Linked DNA regions of Mus musculus: all the other regions are linked to region 3. A link is a loop called in an ENCODE intact Hi-C map of the cell type or tissue named here. Cell type or tissue: heart. All regions are shown on one strand.

Evidence for each region. A loop is a pair of places that touch in the nucleus more often than their neighbours do. Peaks named below come from ENCODE experiments on the same cell type or tissue, not always from the same donor. Only the 100,000 strongest peaks of a DNase experiment are listed, where the experiment ranks them.
Region 1: it touches region 3 in a loop (2.3-fold over the local background); 4 of 42 quality-filtered maps call a loop at or near these places.
Region 2: a loop joins it to region 3, with 2.4 times the contacts of the local background. A loop is called at or near these places in 4 of 42 quality-filtered maps.
Region 4: it touches region 3 in a loop (2.3-fold over the local background); 2 of 42 quality-filtered maps call a loop at or near these places.
Region 5: a loop joins it to region 3, with 2.5 times the contacts of the local background. A loop is called at or near these places in 2 of 42 quality-filtered maps.

Annotation. Positions count from the first base shown.
Region 1 is chr9:110,941,769-110,946,768 of GRCm38, forward strand. Tdgf1 (teratocarcinoma-derived growth factor 1) reads right to left here and starts at 4,390. Exons shown (of 6, transcript NM_011562.2): 1 at 4,056-4,390; 2 at 2,423-2,475; 3 at 1,384-1,485; 4 at 762-876; 5 at 561-670. The coding sequence starts at 4,075. In heart, a CTCF peak has its summit at 2,738 (motif pointing left); no DNase peak of the experiment used is centred here; H3K4me3 peaks cover 627 bases; H3K27ac peaks cover 306 bases; H3K27me3 peaks cover 1,147 bases.
Region 2 is chr9:110,951,540-110,956,539 of GRCm38, forward strand. Lrrc2 (leucine rich repeat containing 2) reads left to right here and starts at 6. Exons shown (of 9, transcript NM_028838.2): 1 at 6-137. In heart, a CTCF peak has its summit at 2,830 (motif pointing left); DNase peaks (open chromatin) are centred at 1,062, 2,192, 2,832 and 4,662; H3K4me3 peaks cover 1,218 bases; H3K27ac peaks cover 1,442 bases; H3K27me3 peaks cover 780 bases.
Region 3 is chr9:110,778,667-110,783,666 of GRCm38, forward strand. No RefSeq gene overlaps it. Among named protein-coding and RNA genes, the nearest start is that of Prss42, 17 kb to the right of the region's middle. In heart, CTCF peaks have their summits at 785 (motif pointing left) and 2,906 (motif pointing left); DNase peaks (open chromatin) are centred at 2,905 and 3,275; H3K4me3 peaks cover 1,694 bases; H3K27ac peaks cover 929 bases.
Region 4 is chr9:111,068,140-111,073,139 of GRCm38, forward strand. It overlaps the pseudogene Rp31-ps19. Among named protein-coding and RNA genes, the nearest start is that of Gm26409, 4.8 kb to the right of the region's middle. In heart, CTCF peaks have their summits at 2,514 (motif pointing right), 4,212 (motif pointing left) and 4,413; a DNase peak (open chromatin) is centred at 2,582.
Region 5 is chr9:111,082,724-111,087,723 of GRCm38, forward strand. No RefSeq gene overlaps it. Among named protein-coding and RNA genes, the nearest start is that of Gm26409, 9.8 kb to the left of the region's middle. In heart, no CTCF peak of the experiment used is centred here; no DNase peak of the experiment used is centred here.

The DNA of each region.
Region 1 (5,000 bases), 160 kb after region 3:
GTGTGGGAACTCTGTAGGTGACGGGACAGTAGGGGCTGAGGGAGTGTCCTTCAGTCAGGACCCCACGCCTCCTAAAGATCCATTGTATCAGAGATTGCACACCAAACAGCTCCATACCCAAGGGGTCATTCCTCTCCTAGCCAGTGCTTTAGGAACATTCCAATGGCCTTGTATCTGGGACATGCCCACTAAGAACCCCACATCGGAATGACCTGTGCCTGAGGGAGCACCCCCACGGATCCCACACGTTGGGACCTCATCTACTTAAGGTATCACCCACCAATGACTCTGGATCACCATGACGGATCTAAGGAATCCTTTCCCAGGGTTAGCTAAGGGAGCATTCCCTAAGGACCCAGCATCTGAGAGCACCCACCAAGGACTGCTAGGCTGTATGGCCCTGCTGCCCTTATGCTATTTTATAGGCAGAGGTCTGGCTGGCTGGCTGGCTGGCAGGTCCTGTCAGGTCAAGAAGGCTCTGGCAGAGCAGGAGGAGAAAGGGGGTCCCTTGGGCATCTGAAGGACCTGACAGGATTAAAGAAAGAGGGACAATTACTTACCACAGCCAGGTAGAAAGGTCTGAGGAAGACAGTGGAGCTGGCCGTGCCAGCATCTGCACAGGGAACACTTCTTGGGCAGCCAGGTGCCATGGAGGATAGACCCACAGTGCCTGGGAAAGAAGTGACAACCCCCACTGTCAGAAATTCCTCTCCCTCCTTCCCTGCCCATCCCCCATCCTGTTCCCTCTCAACAGCACTTACTCTTTGCGAACATCATGTTCACAGTTGCGTCCATAGAAGGAAGGAGGGCAGGCACAGAAGGACCCCAGGATGCAAGTCCCTCCATTCAGACAGCAAGTTTTATTAAGCGACTTACCTGAAATGTAAGAGAAGTCATGGGGCAGGTGGAGGATTGAAAAGCCCATAAGCAACGGTTCATGCAGCACTCTGGCATTCACTCCCCAGAGTACTCGGAAAGACCTATAGCACACGAGCCTACCTTTCAGGGAAATAACTTTCATGGTTGGACCAGATTGGTCACCTAGTCTGATGGTCTGATAGCTGGTCCCAGCATGAAGTGGCATCAGGAGAGAAACTGAGTATCAGAGACTATCAGGGACATTCCCTCTCCCTCTCTCTCTCTCTCCCTCTCTCTCTCTCTCTCTCTCTCTCTCTCTCTCTCTCTCACACACACACACACACACACACACACATACACACAGAGAGACATACATGAACATGCCTCACTCACTTTTATGACAAGCTAGTACAACCCACCCAGCTGCTAACTCACTCATCATGTCTCTTGGGGTAAGTGCTAAAGGGTTACTTCAGAGATGTGCCAAGAGCCATGACAGAGATGGATTAAGGCAAAAAGTCTTACTGTTCTGTATCCCCACGGAAGGCACAAACTGGAAAGACCGATCGCGTACGGCAGGTTCTTTCTGGTCCCAAATGCTGTTATCTCTGATGGCAAGGTCTCTCCCTGTATTGCATATTTTAGGCCACAAAATATTGTTGGTGTTCATAAGAAAAACACCTCCTCCCCACCATCCACCACCAAGTAGGGTGGTGCTTGCCAAAGGTCTCCACACTCAGGAGGAGGAGGGAGGATCCAGTGAGAGGCGACACTGAGCAGCCCTGTCCCCAAACACTGAGTGCTGGGGATGTAGCTCAATGGTAGTGTGCTAAGTAAGCATAAGGTTTAGCCCCAGTGCAGAGGGGGGTTGGGGGGGGGGGGTAGGATGGAGGGTAATCTGGAAGTATGTCCAATAGGTGCAGAGCCTGGGTTAAATCACATGAACAACAATGGCAACAAAAGTTGTTGGTCAAAAAAATAAAATAAAATAAAAATCAAAACCTCAGCTAGATTTGGTAGTGAACTTGGGAGGCAGAAGAATCAGGAGTTCAAGCTCAACCTTGACTGTGTTGTGAGTTCCTAGGCAGGCTGGGGTACAAGGTCCTTAAAGTGCACACATGCAGGCTGGTGAGATGGCTCAGTGGTTAAGAGCACTGACGGCTCTTCCGAAGGTCCTGAGTTCAAATCCCAGCAACCATATGGTGGCTCACACCATCTGTAACGAAATCTGACGCCCTCTTCTGGAGTGTCTGAAGACAGCTACAATGTACTTACATATAATAAAATAAGTAAATCTTTAAAAAAAAAGTGCACACATGCCCATATGTGGAGGGGTGGGGGGACAGCCTGGACTTGGTGACATCCAGTTTCAAAAACCTGAAACCCAACCATACAGGGGTGGCTTGCGCCTTTAAGTGAATCTGAGTCCAAGGACACCCTGGTCTACAAAGTGAGTTCCAAGGCAACCAGGGCTACACAGAGAAACCCTGTCTGGAAGCCTCCTTCCTCCCCAGGGGGAAAAAACAAAACAAAACGCCTGAACCCCAAACAAAAGAAAACTCACCAGCAACGGGTCCAAATTCAAACGCACTGGAAATGGCCACAAGCAAAACCACACTGGGAGAAGAAGATTGGACATCAGTTAGCAAAACCAAGCGTTCAGCGCAAGGGCACAGGCCACGAAGGAGACCGTGAACAGCGCCACCGCGCTGTCTCCAGTAACAAAACCGGACAGAAGTTCCCTCTCTTAAAAAGCCACATGTTGGAGCTGCTGGAGAGATGGCTCAGAGGTTAGAGCACCCTCTGCTATTCCAGAGGCCCAGAGTTCAATTCTTCCTGGTGGCTCATATCCATCTAAAATGAGATCTGGTGCCCTCTTCTGGGCCGCATGCACAAATGCAGGCAGAACGCTGTATACATAATAAATAAATCTTTAAAAATAACCACATGTAGAGTGACTGTGTGATTGTAGAGTTGGAAGGCTGCGCACTAGCAGCCCTAAGTGTCCTGGGGCTATGTTTAACGACCCAGTGGCGGCTGTTTATCATGAACCTCTCTCTCTCTCTCTCTCTCTCTCTCTATGACTTAGTATCCTTTTGACAGTCACATAAAGACCTCGGGGATGAAGCAGTGTAAGCAGATCACAGCTCCAGAAAAAACTGAGGCTGGAGCCCTACCCGATGTCTTCACTGATACAGCTAATGTTTGCATCATTTACACGTACACAGTTAACGTCTACAAGTCACATTTATACTTTCTTTTGTTCTGTGACTACCAAGGAGCTCATATAAGCTCTTCCATGTTCATTTAGGGCAATATGAATCCTTGTTCCCAAGCCACGGCCACGCTCGGAATAAACTCTTACTCTTCGGAACAAGGGCTGTGTTTTGAATTAACTGTTTAAAACAAGTCCCCAGCATCCAATATTTCATCATGAATATTCCTTAGGCCCCACCCTTACACACACAATTTTAAAGTTATAAAATTAAAAAGCTAAAACATTCTATTCTGCATAAGCGGCATATTTTTCCACGGTGCATTGTTTGCATATATAAATTCTTTTTTTGCATATATAAATTCTTAAATGGCTGTATGGGTTGGAGAAGACTTGCCAACCACACGCAAGCGCTGGTCCGACGCCCGGCTCCACGGGGAAAAAAAACTTGTCCTGTCACTTGAAATGGTTCCAAGTTCAATTGGTTTGTTATTCCTAATGTTTCTAAGTATTGAATTTATCTCTCCCATTAACGTGTAGAGGCAGTCTTGATTAGGCTGTAAGATTAATATTATGTATGCAAGAGAAGGAAAGCATTATTTCTCTGGCAGTCACCGACATGACTGATGGGACGAGCCCAGAGGGTGCTTTACAACCTGAGTCGGATGCCCAGAACCCAAATGATCGATCGGACTCCAGTGAGTCATCGTCTAACCTCCACTCGAGTATATGCGAGCGAGTGCCCGCGCGCGCGCGCGCACACACACACACACACACACACACACACACAAAGGCAATATAAAAAATTGACATTTTAAGAAGCCGATGGCAAAGCAGTATCTAACTATAAAGTTCCAGGTTCTTCAGGAAAAGCAGCAATGTTACTGACAAGGTTCAAGCAAGACAAAAATCAGAGCGTCATAGAACGTGATTTTCCGAAGTGGCTATCTCCAGCAACCAAAAAGTCAAGGTTAGCTCATACCTGGATGAGAAGTACCCCATCTTCGACGGCTCGTAAAAACGTTGGAGGAAAAGACAAGAAACACAATATTAGCAGATGGCTTTAGTTCATAAAGCCATTCTCGAAACACCCAAAGGCTAATTTCACAAAATGAAAACAGTAGATTAAAAAGAAAGATATGCCAAATGAGAGAGGCCCCCGTCCTGGAGAGTCTGTGGGAAGTTAGCAGCCAAGATCTCCGTGTAGACCGGCAGGGGATGGGGCCTCTTCTTCCTATAAACGGTTTGTGATTGAGGACTTCGGAGGAATATACCTCCCTTAAAAGAAACTTAAGGTGTTGAGTAGGACCCTCAGGTGGGCGGGGAGACGGGGCCCCACGCCCATTACGGGGCCCCACGCCCATTACTAGGCCAGGAAGCTCCGAGGGAAGTGAACTAGTTTGGTTTTTATGTAAATTCTCTATAGTCTGGTTATATGTAAATTTTCTATAGGTAAAGGGAGTTGAAGAGTTTAGTTATTCTACCAAGGTGTTCAAACACGAAAGTAATTAGGAAAGTCTAAACACCATACAGGCATTTGAAACTTCATTATCAAAATTTGTTGTTTTGTTTGTTTTTCAAGAATAGTTTCCCTAGGTAGACCAGGCTGGCCTCGAACCCAAGAGATCTTCTGCCTGCCCCTAAGGGATTAAAGGCGTGCTCCACCACCTCCAGGGTAACTGCCAAATTTTAACTCTGCATTTGCGTTCGTCGTTACTCCCAGTAGAGCCGGGTGCTGGAGGCCTTGAAGATGCGCTGACGGCTGGCGAGGACTTGTTTGGGTGTGGGGGAAGGTCAATGTCGGGAGGGATTTGAGTCTGGGTTTGGGCTAGAGGTTTTGCCTGCAGCGTCTGAATTGCAAGCCCTGGCCCAGAGCCTGCGGGTGGGCGCTGGGGCGAGCGGCTGCCTGAAGCTTAAAAATCAGTGG
Region 2 (5,000 bases), 170 kb after region 3:
ATCAGGGATTTTCCTGGAAGAAAGCTTTGCTGGGCGTTCATGTGACTCATGTTCCAGTAAGAGCCGCAGTCTCGGATGACCTGAGTAGAGCAGGGTTATCTGGATGTGCTTGTGGGTGGAACCCCTTTGGAAGGGAGGTAGGTAAGGGTGGGTGTATCCTCGCAGAGACGTAGAACTTCTGTGTGTGGATGATGTTTCATCAGAGACTGTGAGCCGAGCCGGATGCTAAACACAGTAGTTCTCAACCTTCCTAATGCTACAACCCTCATGCTGTGGTGACCCCCAGCCATACAGTTATTTTGTTGCTACCTCATATCTGTAATTTTGCTACAGTTATGAATTGTAACACAAATATCTGTGTTTTCGAATGGTCTTAGATGATCCCTGTGAAAGGATTGCACTATCCCTTTGGGGGTTACGACCCACAGGTTGAGAAACATTGCCTTAAAAGGTATTACTCTCTTGGATTCCAGCTCGTCATGCGGAAGCTGTGTTATCAGTGTATATTTTGAGCAGTTTGTGGTTTTGAGGACACTTGGGGAAGTGAATACCACAGGGCACAGGCCTACCTGGTACATCCTGGAAGCTTGGAAACTGCAAAATGTGTGTGTGTGTGTGTGTGTGTGTGTGTGTGTGTGTGTGTGTGTGTGCGCGCGCGCGCGCGCGCGTGTGTTGACAGGGTCTTATATAGCATTTAGGATAGCCTTGAACCTCTGACTCTTCTGCCATTACCACCTGAGAGCTAGGATCACAGGTGTGCCCTGCTTGCCCTCCCTCCACATGGAAGGTCTTTTTGGATATGCCACCCAGTGATGTGGCAATCTGTACAAGTGAGTTTAGTGCAGCACCAATTCCTTACATAAACGTGAACACATTTTGTATTTTAAAATACCTTCGACTGAGCATCAAAGGCAGTCTCAAAACATGTGGAAACACCGACCCTAGGACCCTGCCCTGGAGTTAGGACCTGAGGTGCTTGGTCGGGTTGTGTCAGTGAGGAGCTGTCCTGGCTACCTCTGTGCCAGACTATGCTAATTCCTGCTTCTTACCACGTGGTCATGAGCCAGCACTGTTGGCATCCGGTAAAGCTTATTAAAGATATAGCTATCAGGCTCTGTAGTTGAGCCAGAACCTGGCAGCTTGGTGTAAAGTTTGGCAGATGAAACATAGGCTACTCAGTATGATGTAAATTTCAGATTAATGACAAATTATTATTTTTAGTGTAAGTGTATTCTCAAAATAGTATTATTGTTGCAATGTTAGGGATTGAATCCAGGGCATCCTGCACATCAGGCAGTGCTAAGAGTAAAGGGTGTGAGACCACACACTCAGCTTTCATGGGACTTTTGTTTGAATTTTGAGACTGTGTCTCAAGTAGCCCAGACTGGCCTTGAACTTAGTATGTAGCTGAGCCTAAATTTCTGATCTTCTTGCACCACCTCTGAAATGCTGGGATTACATGTGTGGGTCACCTTGCTTATTATTTGAGGGGAGTGGGGTGGAGATGTGAGACAGGGCGTTAATTGGTCTAGGTTGACCTTGAACCATTTGTGGATGAGAGTAACCTTGATCTCCTGACTCTCTGCCTTCCAAGTTCAAGTATAATGGGTCTGCTCCAGGACTCCAGGTTCAAACCAAGGTGTGTGAGGAGCCCTTGCCTGAGAGCAGATTGGAGTTCCATTATTTATTGGATGTCATTCCTGTGTCTGCCATCAATCAGCAAGACTATTTCCACAGGTAGCAAACTCTCTAAAGACTAAACTATTGCATTTAAGGATACAGCGAACAAGCAAGCAAACAGACAAAAACCATGTGGGGATGAAATCTAGACTTTCAGTGTATCGCTCCAAACATTGCAGAAAATGTTTTTGTTTTTTTTTTTTTTTTTTTTTTTTTTTACATATCCTTGATCCCTTCCTAGGGCCTTTCTAATCCTGTCTCTTGCTTGGCTCCTAGTCCTGAGACCTCAGAATGCTTTTCCCTCGGCGGCTCTGTTTTTCTCTGTTCTCCCAGGCTTTCCTTGCTGCGAAGAGCCAGCCTTCTGTGGAAGCGCGCAGGGGATCCTGCATGCCCAGCTCACTTAATAATCTTGCTGTGCCCGGTTGCCAAGCCCTCCCCGACCAGATCTGTTTTGTCTCCTGCTAGGCTGAGTCACATAGAATAGATAGATAGTTTATCAGCACATGTCCTCCAGATCATATTATCCGCTTACAAATATAGCCTGTTAGCGCACAGGCACGGTAGCCCTTCCGCTGGGGGTGTTGTTCTGCGGGCGTAAACAGCATCGAAAACGGATTACAGAGTGGCGGCCACAACCGGGTACTGTCAGCGCCCACTCTCACAGGGAAGGTGAGTGGAGGGAGGGTGGTCTCCGCCCCAGCGGCGGAGCGGTGGGAGCTAGCAGGTGGGAGCGTCTGTCTGCGACTGCGCAGAAGCTGAGTGGGGGCGTCTAGGCTGCTTAGAGAACTGGTCGCTGCGCCCGCGTTGTGCGCTTACGGTGAGATCTAGCCAGCCATCATCAAAGCACATGGAGAGGACCAGGCTTTGACCCACAATTGAGTGGGGAGACAGGAAAACACGTGGGGCGCGCAGGCGCCCTCACTCTGTTGGAGGGACAAGGTCCTCCGGAATCCTTTGATTCCTTCGAGAGGACCCCTCCCCCTTCTTGCCCGTCTCCCTGCCCCCCGTGCCCAAGAATGATCTCTACCGTGCTGTCCAAGGGGCGATAAATCAACTTTGTTTGTGTCCTCTTCTGGTCCTTGGAAAATATACTTGACAACAAGGAGGGAGGGTTGGAGAAGAGGTCTTTCCTTTCATAAAGCTTCGTGCGCCCCCTGGTGTGGTTGGGACAGGGTGGCAAAGTGATTGGAGATCCAAAGGAGAATTGTCCAGCTCCGTAAACAGCCCAGGTGCGATGGCTTGTTGGCTGGACACGGCCTGAGGTGTAGAACCCGCTAACCGAGTCGAATAGGGAAAAGCCTCTTAATGCCACGGCCCTCTGGTGTGTCAGTTTGGTCGCTTGTTTTGAGACAGGATCTCAGGTAGCCCAGGGTGGGGAAGGAACCTAGGGTTTCCTGAATGCCAGGTAAGAACTCTACCAACTGAGCCACACCCCAACTCTCACCTTTTGTTTAGATCTTACATTTAATTGATGGCCAATGGTCTGTCTTAATTTCTTTAAATAATTGGCCCTCCCTCTCCAAGCTTTACTATGTGACAGGTCCCATTTAAGCAGTGTTTAACCCAAAGATCACAGGGTGCTCTCTCACTAAGCAAGGGAGCTGGGTGCTACGGTTGTATTTTGCCCACATGAGAATCCAGCCACTCTGTCCTTAGAGGCTTGTGGCCAGTAAACCAGGAGGCAGGATTCCAGCCTGGGCCATCTGACTCAACCCCTGTCCTCTTAATCCTTTCTGTGCCCTCTGTCTCTTCTGAGGAGCTTCTAGCTTAATAAATTACCATAACAATAATCAAACATCCCAAGGGAAACAGATCTGACAGCCTAAAATGTGGTTCAGTTTATAATTCATCTGAAGTGTAGTGGTGGCTATTCTGATCTTAAATTTTAGCCTCTGGCTACCTCACTGTTGGCCTTTCTGATATGGAGTACACCAACCCCCCACTCCCCTAACCCCTATCCTGTTTAGTTTCTATTGGCCACAGCCATGCTCTTGGAGCAAGACGAATAGATGGCAGGGCATCTTCCCACACAGGACACACCTAGATGGAACTTTTGGAAGTTACAGGGAGGCAGGTGGGATATTATCAGAGTTGTTAGGGACAGAACCTGGGTCCCAGCTGCCTCAAGGTGGGCTCAGCAGCTGTCCTTGATAGGTCAGGTAAACAGACACCAGTACAGTACAGAGGTAGGAGATGTATTCTGAGTGGCTATATAGGAAATAGATCAAGAGGCTCCAAAGGACTCTGCCCCCAAGTCCTTGAGGTTTAAATGGATGGTAAGATGGTATAGACAGCTAAACTGCCCTGGTCATGTGATCCTACCCATTGTCATTGTCTGGGCTCCAATCTCTGTTGCAACATGATTTGACTAGTTGTGAGGACTGTGTGATATCTTTAGAGATACAGGCTCCTCCTTTAGCTGGGGCTAGATTTCAGCCCTTTATTTCTCCCAGTACGACATTATTCAGAGAAATTTCAGTTTTAGGGAGAGGGTCAACTGTCTCATAGTCTGAGAGTCAAAGGTACGAGGCACAAGTATCTCCCTCCTTAGGAAATCTTCATTCCTGCCTGATAGTCACGGGGAACCAGCCCTTCCTCTGAGCAGTCACACGTTCCCTGGCACCTGCTGTCTCTTTCCCTCTTTTCTTTTAACTCTACTCCATTCCCTTTCTTTCCTTTGCTCTTGCCTCTCTCTGAATCCCACAAAGGGAGTGTCAAAATGGCTTGGCATCATAGGGGAGACATGTCGGGCTTTCTCCTCACTCCTCCAGATCTTTCCCATGATGCTCTGAGGTACCCACTCCACACCTCCAGCCCCCTAAGCCCTTGACAGACCAATGTGTCATTTGATGAGGCAGAGGACTGGGTGACCTGAGTGTTCCCCTCCTGTCCCCTGGCATATGACTCTGAGTGGAGACCAGAGCTCTGGTGCCAGGGGACACATTTTTCCAGTCATGCCCTCTGGCTCCGGGGAGCCAATGCTTTTGTAAAGCGATTCTGACATAATCATAATTTGTTCTGATTGTTGGGGGCGGAGGCACGGAAAGTTTGTCAACTAAACCAACACTTATGGTTGTGTCCCTGTTCACTCCCAACACCAGCCCCGCCCCAGCCCTTGCCAGTTCTCCACACTGTCTACCTGGCTGGCGTCTTTCCTCTTGTGGCTCCTTGTGTGGTCTGTTCAGCTCAGATGTCTGATTCACAAGCTGAGCTGAACTATATCCCTGTATGCAGATGTTCTGATATTCTCCCCTATAGCCTGGAGACTTGGGAAGTGTGGAGGGACCTCATTCATCCTAAAAGGCTTTCTGGCTTTCATG
Region 3 (5,000 bases):
CCTGGGCAGTACAACTGACTCTGTCGGAGCATGGTTTAGTAGGGCCCAGGGCAGGGCAGGAACCCTGATGTCCTAGCACGTACACCAGGAGGGGGAGACAAAGGCTTATGGAGGTGTTACTGAGGTTCTCTGTAGACCAAAGAAGGGTAAACAAGGGGACAGGTTATAAGATAGCCTGGTGACTGGACCCGCAGCAATGGGTAAGCTCACACGCACCCTTTGGCAGAAGGTCCCATCGCTGGGCCCCAGTTGACCAGGTGGACTAGACTGGAAACACTGGGAACTTTTGAGGGACCCCTTTTAGACGCTGAGCTTTGGGTTGGAGGTAGTTAGGGGAGGCGACAGCTGCTTTGAAATGTGCAGAATAATAAAGCAAGGAATGTCTGAGCTCAGGGGAAAAAAATAACCCGCCCCACTGGGCCTCCCACCAGGCTGGGTGTAATGAATTAAGCACAGGGAGGCACGTTTCATGTAGGGGTGTGAGCTGGAGGAGGCAAGAAGGCGCCTAATGAGAAACAGGGTGGAGATGCAGAAAGCTGGGGTTCTGGGCCATCTGAGCAGACCCCCTGGGACCGCCTTGTCTTGACAAGGCTTCCTCTTCATTTCCCTTGGTCTGCACTTATGGAGTTGGGTGTTGTTTTGACCCCATGCTAACATCTGACCCTGAGCTGTGACTTTATGCTGTACAGACCCTCAAAAGGCCAGAGAGGGCCTAACTCTTCCATGTTCATCCAGCAACCTACATTGAGCTCCAACTGGATGCCTCATCTGTATGGGAGCCAACGCTGACCCCTACTGGACTGATCCTACAGCTCCACCTCTCCTGAGGTGACCCAGAGCACCCCCCCCCCCCCATTCCAGCCTCCAGTCTCCACAGAGTCCTTTCTTCTGGACAGTTCTTCACATATCCCTCCTACCCACGTTGTGATCCCTAGCCTCAGTTTGCATGTCTTCTGCCTCAGTGTCTTCCCCCCATCCCCCCACGTCCTGGGTTTGCATATCAGCTGTTCTCAGACTCATCTCTGCCTTCCCATTCTACTAGGCTTGGCTGCACGTGACGTGACTTTTTCATGGCACTCCTAACTCTCTAGGAAACTTCAGGTTCCTGCAACAGGGTGTTCACTCTCAGGTCTCCAGTCTTGCTTCTGATTTCATATCTTTTTTCTGACCCCCTTCCCAGGTCTGCATTTTGAAAGGCCTGTCACTGGGCCCCCCAAATCCCAGTTGCTAGGGGCAGAGCTAAGCTGTAAAAAGGGTAAATTCTTGTAAGAAGAGTAGAGAGGACAATGCTGTTCTGGGGTTCTCCAGGATTCTCTCTTCACAGCCCCCCTGTCCCCCGCCCCCAGCTCCAACTGGGGCTCCAAGTTTTAATTTATCTTTTATTTTATTTTTATTATTGTTATCATTTTAAAAGATAGAGTCTCACTGTGTATCCTTGGCTGTCTTGGAACTCACTCTGTAGACCATGCTGGCCTTGAACTCAGAAATCTGCCTGCTTCTGCCTCCCAAGTGCTGGGATTAAAGGTGTGCGCCACCACCACCTGGCTCCACATTATTTTTTAAAATGTCTGGGCAGAGACTTGGAACTGCTAGGATATTCTCTCCATCATCTCCTCTCTCCTACATCCACTTTAATTAAAACCATTTTTTAAAACACATGTTAATTAAAAAGCAAACTTGTTTTGCTAAGTAATTTGGAAGTTCTGGTTATGCAAACCATAGCCATTCCTGATTTTTTTTTTGTTTTTTGTTTTTTTTTTTTAAAAATCCCTCATCCAACTTGTACCAGCGTCTTACGTACTCGAGACCCCTATGTGCACTGTGGCTGGTCACTCCTTTATAGTCTGTGTAGCCCATGGTGAGTCAGAGCAGGGTGGCCCGTGAGTGTCACATGTGGGGACCTGATGGACCAGTGTTGCTAGTGCACATGGAGAAGCTGGGGCCAGTGAGGACGGTGATGGTCAGTTGCGGGGTGAGGAGAGCCCTGGATGCTCACAGGCACCAGCCCAACCCCTCGCTCTCATCCCTCTGTCATGACTTCTGGTCATGAGATTCCTGGAGCCTGACAACCTTCATGTGCTGAGCAGCAACCTCCAGGACCCTCTGCAAGCAGCCCAGACCCCCTTAAGGTACAAGGCTCAGCAACTTTCAATTTAGTGGTTCCTGGTCCCCCGGCAGGGTTAGGGACCTCAGGCGATTACCATTTTGTACTCTGCCTGTTGGCGTCTCCAACTCAGACCCCTAGAACGGGAGTGTTTCCCTTTTGTGTGAGAGAATCCAATTGCAGGTGCGTCATTTCCACGATCCTAGCGTCATATTCTGAAACGCAGAATTTTGGGGGGTTACAGGAAGGCCAGAAGAAGCGGTGAATAAGATTATGTATGAGTCCTGACTGAATATGGAGGTAGGTCCTAGGTAGGCATTGTGGGACACCTCGACTGACCTGGACCTTTTGCCATTCATTCAGGGGCACAGGCTTAAGGCTGGTAATTGAATTAGATAATCTATCTTTTCTATGCTCCTGGCTGCTTTTTCCAATAAAACCAGGAGAAAGTGCTTCTGGGGAGGGGTGCAGCTTATCATATCACGCGCGCGTTGCTTCCTCGGTGAGACACATCCCAGTTTCACACCCCAATGACTCACGGTGGACAGCAGCGACACTTGCTGGTAACTGGCTCTCAAGGCTCTCAGTGTAACGGGGCGAGCGCTAGGGACACAACACTGCAGTTTCTCCCGCTCAACACCCACAGCCCGGGGCAGCCGCTGCAGCGCCGAGCTCCCTGGGCTCTCGGCGCTTCTGTGTGGAGTCCGCTTTGCAGCGGCTGGGAAACCGCAGGCGGGGCCGGCCGGGATGAGCTCACGCCGCCGCCCGCCAAGCAGCGCAGCCCTAACCAGCTCCAGATGCGGCGAGCGCGGGCCTCTGGCGCCCCCTGCAGGGCATCGTGCTCCTGGCCGGCTGTGGCCATGCAATCCGCACCGAGGGCCGGGTGGCATCTCCGCTTTTCATCTAGGCCGGTCGCCTGGCTGCCTTAGTTCCATCCGCTCCGGGTCACGACCCTTAGCTGCCCGGCTGAGTCTCTGGGTGCGGGTGACCGACCCCTCATGTTCACAGGCCGTCCGATCGGATCCTGCAGCTCTCCCCGCGCCTGGCGGTCCCGGTCCTGCCCTGGCCGCTCTTGCTCCTCTTGGCACAAACACCCGGGTTTCTACTGGGAAAGCAGCGGGGGCCTGACCACCGCCTGTTTTTAATAAGCAGCTGGTATTTCCCCGAAATCGCCGGCCCTGGCTGACCTCATGGGGATGACGGCTGGCTGCATGCCAGGGGTTGGGAGCCGGCTCCCGGGTGAGCTCCTGACGCCTGGCTTTTCAGAGACCTTGGCCAGGAGGCGGAGCTCTGGCTACTCATCTGGGCCCTGCTGCCCGCTCATCCAAAAATCTTGTTTGTGTCTGTGTGTAACCTGAGCCAGGAGCCCCTGTTCCTCCGTCTGGGCTCCGCGTTCAAATCCCGCTTTATGTGTGATCCTGGCAAATTGCTTTATCCTCTCGCCAACCACTCCCTCTGCAGCAGGATGGGACTTGTGGGGATTAGAGGGACCAAACGTGGAGAGAGTGGACCTCCAGAATATTCAAGCAGGCAGCAAGAGGGGACCAGAGACAGGCCTAGGAGCATGAGCAGGATGAGGGAGAGAGGAGGGACTTGGGTCGAGATTGTCATCTGCCTGTTAACAGGTAACGGCAACAGGGTGACCCAAATGACCAAGTGCTTAAGCAATGAAAGATCAGCATAAGATACTGTGGGACCCTAAAGGCTAGGGAGAAGGGAGGGCAGGCTTTCTGGAGGAGGGGCACTTAGGCAAGACGGAGAGCAGGGAGAGGAGGGCTGGGAAGAATTGTTAGTTTAGATGAAGGGTCCCCGTCAGGACCAAGGTATACTAGATAGAGATCCAGGGGGACTGTGAAACGCTGTGAGGAATAAGGGAGCGGATCCAGAAGCCTCTCCCGAGAGGGTGGACAAAGTGAGTGAGAGCCAGAACGGGACACCCGGCCAGTGAGGTGAGGAACGAATGGAACGCTGGGCCAGAGAAGGAGCAAAGAGACAGGGTGTGCAGGGCAGCAGGTGTTGGGACTACAGCAATGAGCAAAGCAGACGAGACAACACGCACTACATAGTTTATGGGTGGGTAGGGGACTTATGGTCAAAGGGCAGCTAGTCTACACAGGAGTTTAAGAATTTATAGTCCTTCTGGAGAGGTGGTTGTTGCTCTTCCGGAGGACATGAATTTGGTTCACAGCACCCAAATTGGGTGGCTCACCACCTCCTGTAATGCCAACTCCAGAGTCCTGGCCTCTGAGGGCACTACATGCACGCACACATACATATACACAAATTATATATGAGATAGACACATATATCAGATTGTGTGAAGGACTACAGGGAGAATTAGAGGGGCTAGGGGAATCGGGAGGGAAAGGGTGCGCTTGGACACCGTTTCACTCCTTTTGATATTTTGGGGGGTATGGAATCTTGCTATGGAGACCAGTCTGGGCCCTGAACTCACCATAACTGTTCTGCCTCCAGCCCCTGATCAATGAGATGTGAGCCTGTGCCATCAAGCCTGGCTATGTAAAGACAGGGTCTCCTTCTGTAACCCAGACTAGCCTTAAGGTCCACCTGCCTCAGCCTCCCTAGTATTGGGATGAGCCCCTCAAGGAACACAGATTTTGAGGGTGCCAGAGGAAGGACTCACATTAGAGGCTACATTAGAATGGACCTGACCCGACTGCCACTTAGCTGAAATGATTTAATAGAACATTTGTAATTAATTGAATGGTAGAGAACACTTCGATGTTATCCCCTTTGAAAAATTTCATTCTTTTTCTTAGCAGTCCTGGAGGCCAAACACAGCACAACACAACACAACACCACAGCTCAGATATTTTAAATATAATCAGAAAAATATTTTGGAGAGGATAGGGTTTCTTTTTTCCCCCTCCATTGT
Region 4 (5,000 bases), 290 kb after region 3:
GATGCTTTCTCTCTCTGCTCTCTGGCTACCGTTGTGTAAGCCACCCTGATTGACCTCCTCATCCTGGCTTCTGAAACCATCAACTGAGATGTTTCCTCCCGTAAGTTGTTTTGCTGAGGTATTTTGTTAGAGTGACTGGAAGCTCCAGAGATTTCTATGTACACTACAGAGTGTTGAATTGTATCTCTGGCCTTCACCTACAAGTTGCCACCCCCCCCCACCCCCCGTGACAACCAAAATATCCCCAGATATGACTGGATGTCCCACTGGGCCATTATCATCTCCTCGTGGAGAACTGCTATGTTAGAAACTGTGGGTTCAATTGAACATGCTTGCGAGGATAAAGGGGATCCTCTGTTTCTGAAGCAAAGAACAAGGAGTGGGTTGTATGAGTCAGAGTTTTGTTTGTGTTGATAATACCATGAGATGTCAGAAGAACCATTCTTGGGTTCGAGTTCTCTGTGAGACAGATCTGTTCCCTAAAGGCTGAAGTGTCGTTATGTTTTGGCAGAGCTAGTCTGAGCTATAAAAAAAAGCTGATTTGGTAAGCTCAGCACTGTGTGTGTGTGTGTGTTTGTGTGTGTGTGTGTGTGTGTGTGTGTGTGTGCTTGCATACACACACAGGAACTTGTGACTTGTTACTGTCAAACGCAGACATAGTTGCTTTTCAATATGTCTTTCCTGAATGGATAATTTTGAAAGCAAATCCCTAACAATACTGCATAGAAGAAGAAAGGCTAAACCTAGATGTCATTGGCACAAGAGTGAGCTTGATTTATTTAAAAGAACTTTGGTTTCTGCTAAACTGTGGGGGTGGCCGCCTCTGCATAAGTGGGGGGAGGGGGGGCTGTGAAGCTCCAAAAGCAACTCCTGCAGGACTTAGTTGAAGACTGCCCGAGAGACCAAAGATTGCTGATGCAGACAATGCCAACCAATTGGGAACTGCTGCTTGGAAGATATGGGACCAATGGGATGTGGGTGGAGAGTATGAAGGGCTAACCCTCCACCCCCATGAATTATTAAACAAGCTTTCCACAGCATTCATATGAGCTTGCTGCAGCGTTCTCACCTGCTCCTGGTGTCTGTGCCATTGATTCCATGCCACCTCATCTCCAACCCCCAAGGACAAGTAGGGTCTGGCATCAGGCGGTTCAGGGCACAGGCATCATCTGCAGCCCAGCATGGGGCTTGAACCCTGAGCCCAAATCTAAGAGTCTAATCTAAGGCATAGAAGAAATTGCTGAACAAAGGCCATCATCCCCTCTCTCCTTTGGGCAACACAGCAAATACATTAACGAAAAGGAGTAAGGAACTTTTGAGTTAATCTTTGTCAGGAGTCTCAGGGAGAAATGGCTTTTCTGCTCCCACTGACTCAGAACAGCACACAAAGCACAAATCGTGTATCATTCTGTATCCACGTGCTGTTCCCAACACACTGGGGCCTGGGTTCCTTTAACACCTTCCTGGTTTTAGTGCATGCTCTTAGACCTGGTACAGAGATGGGGGGGTGGGGAGAGGAAGGAGCAGGAGGAGGAGGAGGAAGAGGAGAGGGGGAGGGGGAGGGAGAGGGAGAGGGAGAGGGAGAGGGAGAGGGAGAGGGAGAGGGAGAGGGAGAGGGAGAGGGAGAGGGAGAGGGAGAGGGAGAGGGAGAAGGAGAAGGAGAAGGAGAAGGAGAAGGAGAAGAAGAAGAAGAAGAAGAAGAAGAAGAAGAAGAAGAAGAAGAAGAAGAAGAAGAAAGGCCAAAAGAAAGCCAGAGAGAACATCTGTGACATTGATCCAATTCCACAGTAGCTGTCTCACAGCTCAGCCATCAAATGGTCACAAGGCCAGATGTCCTGAATTTGCAACCTAAGGTCTGAGAGGCTTATTGTTCTTAGATTCTGTTGTTCATTTAGCTTAATTGGGTAACCAGCCCAGAGCCTCCAGGTCTCAATGTCCCTTGTAAAGGGTCATTTAAGAAAAAGGGTCAATATCCCCAGCACGCTTGCCTGGACTGCTTAAACCAGTGTGGACCATAGCTTCGTGATGCCTTACCTTTCAGCATTTCCCCTTGTGCAATGCTCCCACACAGATGAAGGATGGTCACGTCTGAAAAGGATGCCATTAGGATCTCTGAAAGTGAGAGTCCAGGTCTACTCTGCAAAGCCATGATGCAATCATAAGCTTTCCATTCCAAGCTAAAAAGATAAATAAAATACAGCAATTTAAAAAGTGTAGCTTCTGAATACATTGCGGAGGGGACCCCCCCCCCCCATGAAGGAATCATGTGGCCGGAAGAGGGGTACCACACAAGGCTGTGTTTCAGAACACTACAAGAGGGCATACTCTTCAAAGACACACAGACGGAGACTGAGGCTGGTGAAAGCAAAGAAATCCATCTGATACGAGCCAGAGCTGGTTCATAAAACCTATTGGTTCTAAGAAAACATTTGTTTACCTTGATTTTTATGTGTACAGATGTTTTTTGCCTGTCTGTACATAGTGCACCAGATGCACGCAGTACCCGTAGAGGCCAGAAGAGGGCATCTTGCCCCTGGTATTGGAGTCACAGAGTTGTGAGCCTCTGTGTGCATGCTAGGAACAGAAGAACCCCACCCAGATTCTCTGAAGGGTCACAGGTGCTCTTAATCAATGCTCCATCTCTCCAGCCCTAGGGTTCATTTTCCTCCCCCTGCCCCCAACTCTAGCCCTCCCGCACATGGTATTGGGTTTGCTCAGCTCAGCCAGCAGGTTACACTTGCCAGAAACACAGGAAGTCCTCCACTTCCCTCCAGACTGGGGAACGAGGAACAGGCTGGCTGTGGATGCACCAGCTTCTGCAAAGAGATGACAAGAGACACCTTTTCTAACTTCAGTGATCAGGGAGTTCCTGGGTAGCCTGAAATCAGCCATCGTGGGAATATTTATACATCAGAGACTGGCAACTGTAACGAGCTGGGATTCTTCATCCTCCGCACAAACTGATATGGCTGCGTTTTAATTTTTTTTAATTTTTTATTTTTATTTTTTGCAGTTCTGCAACTTTATTTGACATGAGCAGGTTAGTTCTCATCCACATTGACCGTCTGTAGATTTTTGAACGCGGTAACAGGCACATAAGTTACCAATGTGCAGAGCTTGTTTGGTGAATCTTAATCCTCGTTACGTTTTCTGGACAAACGTACTCAGATGTGATATGGAACATTCCTATTTCCTTGGCCCAGATGGCTTTATTGAGCCTGGTGTCAATGCGCACATCTGGAGTCCCCATTTCCTTCATGGCAAACTTCCGAATTTCTTCGAGTGCCGGAGTAGCATGCTTCCGGAAGCCCACTCCATGGATGCGCTTGTGAATGTTGATGGTGTATTCTCGGGTCACTGCCTCGTTGATGGCAGAACGGCACTTCTTCTCGCCACCCTTCTCTTTGGGAGCCAATCTGCGGGGCCCACGTTGGAAAGGAAGGACGCGAGGGATTGTCCTGACGTGGCTGTGAAACCACAACCAGCACACCGCTGGGCATCGTAACCATTTAGTAGCACCAACTGGGAAACTGAGGTCTGGGTTTCGCTACGGTGGGGATTATCATTTATCGTCTCCAAGCCTCCTGCTGAACTGTGAGGCTCCTTATGAGCTACACAGAGGTAGGGTAAGGAGGTTCCTTTAAGAGCTGACTAGGTCTTCACTCTCCAGAATGGATTCACTGAAGCCAGGCACCATGGGATGCATCTGTAACACTAGCACTTGTGAGTCTGAGGGTGAAAATTTTGGAGTTTGAGGCCAGCCCGGGCTACACAGCAAGTTCAAGGCTGTCCTAGGCTTAAAAAAAAAAAAAAGTTATTCTGCCATTAGTGGATTTGTGAGCTAATGAATTATCTTAAGAGTGTGTGTACACCTTAAGAAGCACTTGAGCTAGGTCACCTGCATACTCTGCATTAATTTTTTTCAAGCATGTCCCCACACCATTTCATTTCCATTTTTTTTTTTTTTTTTGTTACGCTCTTCGTCTCAAATCTGACTCCGATAAGCCACATAAAACGTATTGCCCTCAACTTCTTGCCAACTACACTTCCTTTGCAACGAGTAATAAACTCACTCAACAGACACACACTCGGGGCATTCCACCGGGGTGATTATGTTGTCCCAAGAGCCTAGGAACAGGAAAAGCAGAGGTGGAGAAAATAAATCCACATTTATGGTAGAAGGCAGACAGTGGAATCAACCTGCCACCTGGTGGCTGACTGGTCTCTCAGAGAACTGTTCTCAGAGGAATGGACATATTACCCACTTGGCATTGGACGCTCCTGACTTCCTGCCTTGGTCTTGGGGAGTCCGAGTTGGTAAGCTTCTACACAGCCTCTGTAATGCAGCCATTATGGGCCTCTCTGCTCACAAGTCCATCAGGCAGACGCTGGGCGGCTGGGGAATGAGGCTGACTGGTAGCTGTGAGTGACATTTTGTACTGAGTGTTGAGACCACCTCTGTAGGAGACGTTCTTTGCCTGCATAAGTGAACATTCACAGGGAGACAATAGTCTTCTCTTCCCGCTCCTTGAGGTCCAGCCCCCTGCTGTCATGAAACCCTGCTGCTAAGGTCGAAGTCTGACGTTACTGGAAAGCCCTGAGCTTGATGCACAATGGCAAACTCCCCTGTGTCACTGGGGTTTCCTCCTCGCTACCTGAGGAACATCTCAGCCTGAGATTCCTGGAGCGCCTCCCTGTGTTAATGAGGCATCTCAATACCTTATGATCTTTGACCACCCTGGTTATTCTCACCCGCTTCCCCCAAACTACATAACCTTTAGTTCATCCTGAATAAAGTATATACAAGCCCTCGCCGGATGGAGGTGTGTATACAAGCTAAGATTGTCTCAGAGAACTATTTCATTGAGGATCATTGGAGAAGGCCTTCACCTAAGAGAACCGTGACACTAAGATCCTAGGAGAAGTAGCCCCCTCTACCCCACTCCCAGCTGGACTGGATTCCTACAGACCTCCACCTGTTCCCAACTCTGCTGCATCCT
Region 5 (5,000 bases), 300 kb after region 3:
AAAGAGTGGAAATAAACACCATGATCATTTACTGACATTTCTTCAGGAGGAGGTTGTCGGAGTCCCTGTTCTGTTGCTGTGAAGACTCAAGACTCAAGACTGCCATGACTCAGGCAGAAGCGTTTAATTGGAGGTTTGCTTATAGCTTCTGAGGGTGAGTCTGACCGTCATGACACACATGTCAGCACACAGGCACGCATGGCAATGGAGCAGCAGAGCTTATATATTTTGTTAGCAAGATGGAGGCAGAGAGAGAGCAAGAGAGCGAGAGCATGAGGCTGGACCTGGTGTGGCTTTTGAAACCTCAGTCTATCCCAGTGACATACATCTTCCAAGAAGGCCACACCTCCTAATCCTTCTAAATAGTTCACCAACTGGGTACCAAACATTCAAATATATGAGCCTATGGGGGGCCTTTCTCATCAAACCACCACAGAGGTCTTTTCATACTGAGAGACAGTTGAAGGGAGCTAGCAAACAGCCATAGTGCATGGCAGAGTAACCAGAAAGAAGAGTGGACCTTAGTCTAAAGATGGCAGTTTTGTTCTTAGGTTTCTTCTTCTTCTTCTTCTTCTTCTTCTTCTTCTTCTTCTTCTTCTTCTTCTTCTTCTCCTCCTCCTCCTCCTCCTCCTCTTCCTCCTCTTCCTCCTCCTCCTCCTTCTCCTTCTCCTCCTCCTCCTTCTTTCTCCTCCTCCTCCTTGCCCTCCTCTTCCCCCTCCTTCATCATCCTCCCCCTCCTTCCTCCTCCTCCCCCCTCCCCCTCCTTCCTCCTCCTTCTTCCTCCTTCCTCCTCCTCCTCTCCTCTTCCTCCTTCTCCTCTCCTCTTCCTCCTCCATCTTCTCCCTTCTTCTCCTCCTCCCCCTTCCCTTCTTCCTCCTCTTCCCCCTTCCCCTCCTTCTCCTCCTTCCTTCTTCCTCTTCCCCCTTCCACTTCTTTTCCCTCCTCTACATCCTCCTTCTTCAAAATTCAAGTGAAGTCTTACTTGTGTGACATATACAAATTTTCATCTTGTCAACAGAGTATCTGTTGACAGATCATCATTTTTACTGGAAATACTTCACTTCCCTTATTTTATTTTTCCATGTCCTTGGTAGCAAAAATTTAATCTGGTTGCACCACTTGACTTGTGTTTGAGTCTAAGTTTATGGCATGGTAATAATAGCATGAACTCTTCAGATGCTCTGCTTTAAAACAGCAGCCCATGGGTCTAGGAAGATGGATCAGACAGGAAAGTGTTCACTGTTCAAACATGAGGACCTGAGTTTGGGGTCCCAGAACCCATGTGAGAAGCTGGGCATAGCAGTAGTTCCAGCACTGGGGGGCCTGCTGGCTGGCTCTGTCAAACCAAATAAGTGAGACCCAGATTCAGGGAAAGGCACTTTCTCAAAAACTAAGGTTGGAGGGGCAGGGGCTGGAGAGAGGGCTCCGTTGTTGTTAACAGGGCCTGCTGCTCTTCCTAAGGGCCAGAGTTCAGCTCACAGCACTCACATCCAATGAAGTCACAGTTGCCTGTATCTCCAGCTCCAGGGGACTTAGTGCTGTTTTCTGGCTTCCATGGGTTACACACACACACGCACATGCACGCACACACACACACACACACACACACACACACGCACGCACATACAGGCACACACAGGCACACACACACTTAAAGTAAAATGAACCTTGTAAAAGAATGAAATTGAGGCCAGCCAGATGGTTCAGCAGGTAAGGGTGTCCTAAGTTTGATCCCTGGTACCCACACAATAAATGGAGAGAACAAATTCCCAGATGTTGTCTTCTGACCTCCGCATGTTCACCTACACAAATGGTTAAATACTAAAAAAAAAAAAAAAAAAAAAAAAGAGAGGTAAAAGAGGAAGATAGTGCATGCATATATACAAATACATATATATCATCTCACACGCTAGTATATAATAAGAGAGACAGAGAGAGAGAGAAAAGAGACGGGGGGGGGTGGGGGAGACAAACACTATCCCACCAAACTCAGACATTGGATTGAGTCTGGGCAACGTGAACCGAGAAATGGAAACTATTTTAATCCATATATCTGAAGAGTTCAGGGCATAACAAAAGCTTTTCCAGAAGTGTGTTTATATGTTTTATTATCAGAAACAAAATGAGAGATTTTATAAAATTTGCAACAAAATTGTTCCAAGGTATAATAAGACACAAATAAAACTGTAAAGTCTATTACTGAGGGAGGTTGGTACCCATGGAGGGGGAAGCTCTTTTCTGAGGAGAGGAGAGGAGAGGAGAGGAGAGGAGAGGAGAGGAGAGGAAAAGGAGAATGGGGGAGGGTGGGACTGGATGGGGGGCTTCAATTAAGATGTAAAGTGAATTTAAAAAATTTTGGGGAGCTGGAGAGATGGCTCAGCAGCTAAGAACACTGACTGATCTTCCAGAGGTCCTGAGTTCAATTCCCACCATCTGATGGTAATGGGATCTGATGCCCTTTTCTGGTGTGTCTGAAGATAATGACAGTGTACTCACATACCATAAATAAACCTTTAAAATTTTTTTTTCTTTAAAATGAAACGTGTATTGCTTTAGGACTGCGGGATGGCTAAGCAGATAAGAGTTTTTGTCAGCTGACTTTGCAATCCTGAAAACCTGAGTTCTAAGGCAGAGATCAGCCCAGCTTCCTGAAGAGGCTCAGATCACCTGAGCTACTGGGAAAAGACATTCTCCAACCTGCTGAGCTGCCTGCGGGCTGTGCAGTGAGTTGCAGGTTCCCAGCTTCGGTGAGCTGACATGGTGAGCTGACACCCATGCTGGGTGGACTTTGGTGATGCAGCTGTCTTTCAGTCAGTTTTGCTCCTGTGAGTGACCCTTCACCCACATTCCTTTCCTGTAAGTGATCTCAAGAAAGCTCACTCACCAGGTTAGACTTCAATGATGCCCGTAACTCTGTTTTTTAGTTCCCTATCTGGGGTGAGTAGACACTTGTTCATGCCTCCGAAGGAATAGTGACACACAACAGGTAAATTCTCAGGAAATCACTTAGAGAAACTTATTAGCATAGAGATTTCAGAATGGCTGATTCAAGGCTGGGCCCTAAGAGATAGCAGTTGGAAGAGGGGGGCGGTTTTTAATCATTCCTCATTTACTCTGCCTGAGAATGCTCGAGAAATGCTGTGCAACTGCAAACTTGATTTGCCTCCAGTCCTTTCATCCCCGCAGAAGGTGTGCAGTGGCCATGTCTCTTTGCACCCAACAAACTCAGAGAAGTTACGGAGAGTGCCCATCACTTGTACTTCACGAATGTTATAAAAATGGTTTTCAGCTCCACTTGCTGAGCCCACGGTTGTTAGATCCTGTTCATAAAAAAGAAATGAGCATGATAAGGGCTTGCTTCCTGCTGAGTAAGGCACCGAAAAAGAATCTGTGACGATGTGAATACAAACTTTATGGAAAATTGCAACTCACCATTTTTTTTTTTAATGCAGCAAAAGACGGCAGGGAAGATTCTGGCATCTGGAAAGGAGCCTTCTGGACTTGAAGTAGAGTCGATACACTCACTCTTCCCATCAACTCACATCAGCCACGAGTACTAGAAAGGCAGGCGCAGGCAGGCGCAGACATTACATCATCAGCTTGTTGCTGGAGAAACCAAACAGCGATGGGTTGTGGGTTTTGTTTTTTTGTTTTTTTTTTAATTGACCTGACTCATCTGATCCACATGACAGCTGCCAGCTTAACTTCTTCAATGAGCTTGAAAAACATCTCAAGTCAGTAAGTAAGCAAATTACAGTTCCATCTTAGTGGGTCCAGAATTAGTTACTTTGTGTATGTATATGTTTGTGGGGGTACCCATATGGGGGCACATGTATGCAAATGTGTATGAACACTTCAGGCGTTGTTCCTCAGGAAGCTGTACCGCCCTCATTGAAATGGGGTTTCTTGTTAACCTGGAGCTCAGCAAGTAGGCTAGTAGCTGTCCACCCAGTCCTAGGAATCATCCTATCTCTACTCAGGTTCTGGGAATATAAAAATACACCATCACTCCTATCTATATCTATATCTATATCTATATCTACATCTACATCTACATCTACATCTACATCTACATCTACATCTACATCTACATCTACATCTACATCTACATCTATCTGTATGTATTTGTTTTCCTTGCTTGTATGTGTATGGCCTACATTCCTGCAGTGCCTGAGAAGGCATTGGATCCCCTGGAACTGGAGTTACAGGTGATTACAAGCTGCTGTGTGGGTACGGAGAAGTGTACCCAGGTCCACTGCAAGAGCATCGAGTGCCAGCTGTCTTCTTAACCTCACTTCTGGCTTTTTTATGTGGGTGTGGGGGAATCAAATTCAAGTTTATAAGGCAAGCACTTCACTGACCGAGCTATCTCCCCAGACACCCAAATAGATGTTTCTGTTTTCATCTTCATTCTGATGTTTCTGTTTCAGTTTTCTCTTTTGTTAAGGGAAACCAAGGCTGGAACAAATTACCTCACAGGTTGGAAGAAGACCAACACAGAAACTACCTTGCAGGATGAGAGTTCTGTTTATAATTGAAACAGTTTGCTTGGTGCTAAAATCTAGCTAAGAGATAAGTCGGAGTGTCCTGTGTGAAGTCCCTGATAATTAAGGTCTCTATTTGCAATCAAGAGTAAGTTCCTGGTCAGATGCAGCCTGCTTGTCACCCCCACTCACTGATGTGTATCTATGCCTTTGTAACTGCTTGTAACCCCATTCACTTGATACATATCCTTGCCTTTGTTCTTCCTCTTTCATTGTATCCATTTAACAATGAATAATTGGCAACCCTCTCACCCCCTGTGAACACCTTATCTCCCCTATAAAAAGAACTTCAAGAAGCTAGGGGCGGCTGCTCCCCCCCCCCTCATTTAGGGAGACAGCCAGCTGGCCAGCCTAGAATGCATTCAAATACAGCTTGCTTTAATTTCGACAATTGTGGAGTTGAGAATCCCAGGATTAACAGTTATTCTGCACTCTGGGTCACCTCTTTAATATGTT